Linked DNA regions of Mus musculus: region 2 is linked to region 1. Evidence: chromatin loops called from intact Hi-C (ENCODE). Cell type or tissue: heart. All regions are shown on one strand.

Region 1 (2,500 bases):
TATCTTATGGCTACTGTGAAACCTCAGGATATCACATTTATGAACGAAGGGCTTTGTCTTGCAAGCGGGTGTTCCTGGAAATATATAGTGGGACTCTCAGAACTAGAACATATGAGCAAATTTCTTATCATTAAAAGGCTGATTAATTAGGTCATTGTTAGCTGGCACACAGGCCCCAGCTATGCAGCCCAGCTACTGTGGCAATACTTGTCGTGTCCACTAGATGGCAGCAGACTGCATGTGCTCACATCCACTTTCCTTACAGCATTTCTTTAACTCATGAAAATCAAGATTAAATCAAACTTTTAATTTAAATTACATCCATGGAGAAAGTATTTTTGAGACATGATAATCCGTCCCGTTCAGAACCTTGGGTGACAGGATGTCACAGGCAGACGTTTGGTGCCTGTGCCTACATTGCTGGCGGTGTCACTACTGCAGTAAAACAAAGGAAAGCGTTTTTTGTTACACTATTTTCTAACAGAGTCTCTCAGAAAGGCAAGCTGAGTGCACTGCAGCTGAGCAGCGACTTCCTCCCTGAGCATCTTCAGCCTGTGGCTGGGCACCACCAGTGCTGCAAGCCTAAGAAGGCAACCAAGGCTCAGAGACTTCAGGAGACTGGAGGCTCCCGGTGCCTTCTCAGGCTGCTACAGGCCACAGCAGTGAGGAGAGGCAGGCCTCACAGGGGGCGGTGGGACAGAAGGAAGCAGGCCCCTCCTTGGCTGAGGGCTGCAGCCCATGGGGAGGTGGGGGAGGCTCTGCAATGATGTCACCAGGGAGGTGGATGTGGGAAGATACCAGGAACAAAGTGGCCCTGTGGCAACAGACCATGTGCAAATATCTCACACAGAACTTCTAAAAGCTGTAATGTGTTCAAGAGTCGGAAAGAGCTGTGAGGACAGCTGGAGAGGTTTTAGGAAACCCATTCTTCTGTGTCAAGGTCACCTACTACAAGAGCCTGTCTACACCCAATGTCACACGTCACCTGTCTGCAGAGGTGCAGAGGAAACACACTGTCCTATGGCTGGGCTGTGGTCACAGACTTTCCTGCCAGGTCCAAGGAGCTGGCCACGTGGAGGGCTGCCAGTCGCTCTAAAGCGAGGAGCACGCTCTTCCCCTTGGTAACCTGCCCGCTGGCGGCCGCTCAGTCAGAGCAGGACGACCTTGGCTGAGGATGAGCTGATGAGCCGTCTCACCACAGCTCGGAAGGTGTTAACAGCGCTGCTCTGGGCGTCTGCTGCTGACAGATTCCGTGGCGGCTTCAGTGCCTGCCTGCAGCTGGCAGCAAGGCCGCCAGCTCTGTGGCAGGCCACCCGTGCCCAGGGCGGGAGGCAAGCCAGGCATGGGATGTATTTGAAATGAGAGAGAAGCTGAAAACCCGCTGGCAGGGCCCACGTGGAGAATGGACTGGAAATTCAGTGACTGACAGCCCGGCAGAGCTCCCCGAGTCACACTGGCTCCTCAGGTGCACAGCTCGGGGTGAGGTCCTCACAAGAGGGTCTGGTGGGAAAGACTGCCTTCAGATGTCAAATCCATCAATCATTAAAAAATGACCCTCACAGTAAAACAATCAGAACAAAGGTGAGATTTTCTGGATGGAGTTCAGAGGAAAACGCCCATTTTCGGGCGGAGTGAGCAGTTTTAATTAGACTGTTTAGACCTAGGCCCGTGCAATTAAATTCAGCAATATAAACTGTTTTCTGTGGAAATTTTACAACGACAAGTTAGGCCCCCAAGTGTGAGTGAACTCTACTGAGCAATCTAGGCCACACTGAAGACTGCTGAGGCCCACGGCTCACTTCCTTGTCAGGCCTATTGGAACACGCAGCACTTCCTTGCAGCCTCTAGCTGACACTGTCTGCTAGAACAAGGTGCTCTACAGCTCAGCCGCCCACATACCTTCATCAGGAGCAGACAGTTTGCCATGGAGTACAGCACACGGCCCAGACGAGACCTCCACAGCTGAACAGAGGCTGCGGGAGAGAGAGGCGTGAGTGTGCACAAGCAAGTGTGCTCCTGCGAGCTGGCAACTGCTACACTCTGGGTGCTGACACAAAGCCCCCCGCCTCCCCGCCTAACCTTACCAGGCCTCCCCAAGAACCGGAGACAGAGGACAGTGTTCTCAGTGGGATGCCCAGAGTGGGCTCCCATAAGAGACCATCTGCACAGATGCAGCAAGAAATATAGCCCAGCTCAAGCAGTCATCAGGAGCTCACTTCTAAGCCACAATCCTAAACCTGTGAACACGTCTGATGCAGAGACAGCATCTGCTGCCCAGGGCAGAAGCTGACCCATGCACATCGCCTGCTCGTGTCCAGCGGCTGCGGAGAACCCCGGGCCTGGTGGCAGTTTTAGTCCCTACAACCTGGAACTGACCACTTCCCTAGGCCTTTAGTTTCAGATTGGAACAACGCTGGTCTGCCTTTTTCACAGGCTTTACTGAGGATGGACACCAGAAGTGGCCATAAAAGCGCTCCATGAGAGGACAGGATAAGTCCAG
Region 2 (2,500 bases), 430 kb after region 1:
ATGACCTCTACTTTTTTTTTTTCTTCATCCCTCTTGATTGCTTTAGAACTTCACAAACCTGATTTACATGCCAATCACTTAGATGTGCCAGAGTTGTTAGCAGCCAGAAAGATTTTATCCCACAACAAGGCTCAAGAATGCTGCGAACTGCCCCACACTAGTCCTGAGGTCTCTGCCAAATTAACTTTTACTCACCTCTCCACTAAGCATAGTTCTGTCTGGCCTGGTGAGCCAGGCATCAACTGCCACCTTTCTCATGCCTAACTCCCTCAGTCCTCACTATCATGTAGACTTCATTCACTCTCTACACTGTCTAATTCTTCCCACTGGTTCCACGCTTTGGATCCCATGAGGGCTTCTTTAGGACAGATCTAATTTTTGCTCTTTGCCTTATGACTCCCCAGAGCTGTGAGGAACAGAACATCAGTATGTCTTATTCCTCTTATCCTTTTTTTTCTGCTAAGTCAGAGACGAATCTAAGCGATGCCTCCCACATCCCTCTTTCTCATTGTAATTCCTTCCTTGCAAGGGCATGTTCCCTATGGGTAGATAGGTCAACCTCGGTTGTATGTCTTATTACACATCTCAGGGTGCATACGACTGCCACCAGAGCTTCCTGGAAATCTCATTCCATACGTGTTATTTTCAGGTACTGTATGGTACATTTTTCAGTCCTTCCATCTCTGTTTCATGGGTTGGCCCCTTGTCACGGAGGCTCACTGTTCCATGCTACATCAGAAAAAGATGATGGTCCTGGGATCCAGGCACAGATATTCCACTCTTAGGTGGCCCAGCCTCAGCTGCATTTCTTATTATCCATGATAGACATGCAACCTCTCTTCCCAGACTCATCCTTGGATCTGTCATGTCCCAGTTCAGCTACCAATCCGTTGTGTTCTTTTTTCCAGGGAAACACAAAGAAATAGCTTTCTCCCCCGGATAGAGAACCGACATATGAAGGAAATTATTTTTTTTCCAGGTCTGGTTTGGTTGAGCCAGTGAGTTTATTAGAACTATTTATAGGCACGTAGCTGACAGGTTACTTATAGAAGCACGGTTGACTCAGAAGCGGCTGTCTCACTGTAAAACCCCACTCCATCATGGGTGATGAGTGAAAGCCCCAGCTCCAGTGTCCCAGCTGCTGGAGAATCTCAGTTGAGGGTCTGACAATGTTTCCTCTTTCCCCAATTCTAAAAGGAAATGTTAATAGCTCTCTTATGACCACAGCAGACCTTGCTATCACTATACTTCCCTGTGTATTTTGTTGCCATGGCTACAGTTTGAAGGTATTCTGAAGGCCAATGTTTGTTTAGACCTGTATGAAGTATTCCCACTATAACAAGAGCCTTGATGACCCTGTTGAGGCCCCTCATCCGTTTCTGTCTTGATGGCAGAACTCTGCTGACTTTGCTTCCATCTACTCCAACAACGGGGCCTTGGGAACCTTTGCACCTCATCCGACAGCTTCATCACTGGTGGGGATCTAGCAACATCTGCTCTGGTGAGAGAGTGGCTCCTGCTGTCTGGTCACGGTTTTGCAGGGGAGTCTGGATCTTCACCAGGGCTTCCTTTACCATACCAGCTGTGCCTCCCGCTCAGCAGCCCTGCATCGAAGCCAGCCGCTTGGAAGACACACAAGGGCACAAGGGCACGCGTCTCCTGAAGAGGGTTGAGCAGCTTTAGCCGGTTGTTGTCTCAGAGCTGAGCTTTGGTACCAGGAGCCCATGCCTTTGGAAATGGTAGAGTGAATAGGAATCCACAGAAATGTTACTGGGCATTTAGGGGAGTTCCCTAAGACTTGTCACATATTGGTCCTCTCTTGGGGTTCTTGATCTCAATAAAATAATTTGAGAATGGACTAAAAGGAAACCCCAGGGCCATTTCATTAGAATTAAAAAAAAAAAAAACAAAAAAACCTCACGACAGGCAAACTGTAAATTTTATCAGTTGCCTGGGGAAGGAGATGAGGAGGCAGAGAAACTCCATTGAACTAAGCTGGCATGAAGGTCGGCCATGTGCCAGAGAAACAGCTGTGTTCAGAGGAAGAGAAGGGAAACGGAGGATTTCAAAGAGACAGAAGAGAAGAAAGGGGAGTAATGATAACTTCCTGAGTCAGAGAGAGTAGCAGGACCTCACGGGGACTTGTAGTGGCTGGATCAGGACCAGGAATTCTTATAAGGAAAAATACATTATCTCATTAGCTGGGCAACTGTTCCTGCACCTTCTCAGTGTAGTTTAAGGTAGATTGGCCTTCCTGGAGTGGCCCCACCTTCCTAAGTGGTGGTCCCTTAGCCGGGGGCGGCCTTCCCAGCTGGATTAACTCTCTTATATTTAGGGAAGTTTGGAATTTCAGGCCTCTACACAGTCCAGGGAATTCACTTTCCCTGATGGGTATTCACAGAGCTCTGTAACAGAACCTGCAGGGAGGAAGAGAAGGAATCCTGATGTCTTAGAGATAGACATCCATCTGTCTACAGAGTCACATCCAAGGCCTGGGGCA

The links. Hi-C counts contacts between places; a loop is a spot of excess contacts. Peaks named below come from ENCODE experiments on the same cell type or tissue, not always from the same donor. Only the 100,000 strongest peaks of a DNase experiment are listed, where the experiment ranks them.
Region 2: it touches region 1 in a loop (17-fold over the local background); 8 of 42 quality-filtered maps call a loop at or near these places.

Annotation. Positions count from the first base shown.
Region 1 is chr12:28,699,637-28,702,136 of GRCm38, forward strand. Trappc12 (trafficking protein particle complex 12) reads right to left here. Exons shown (of 12, transcript NM_178811.5): 8 at 1,900-1,973. Among named protein-coding and RNA genes, the nearest start is that of Mir6937, 22 kb to the left of the region's middle. In heart, no CTCF peak of the experiment used is centred here; DNase peaks (open chromatin) are centred at 205 and 1,155; H3K27ac peaks cover 1,120 bases.
Region 2 is chr12:29,127,525-29,130,024 of GRCm38, forward strand. No RefSeq gene overlaps it. Among named protein-coding and RNA genes, the nearest start is that of Gm31333, 13 kb to the right of the region's middle. In heart, a CTCF peak has its summit at 1,521; no DNase peak of the experiment used is centred here.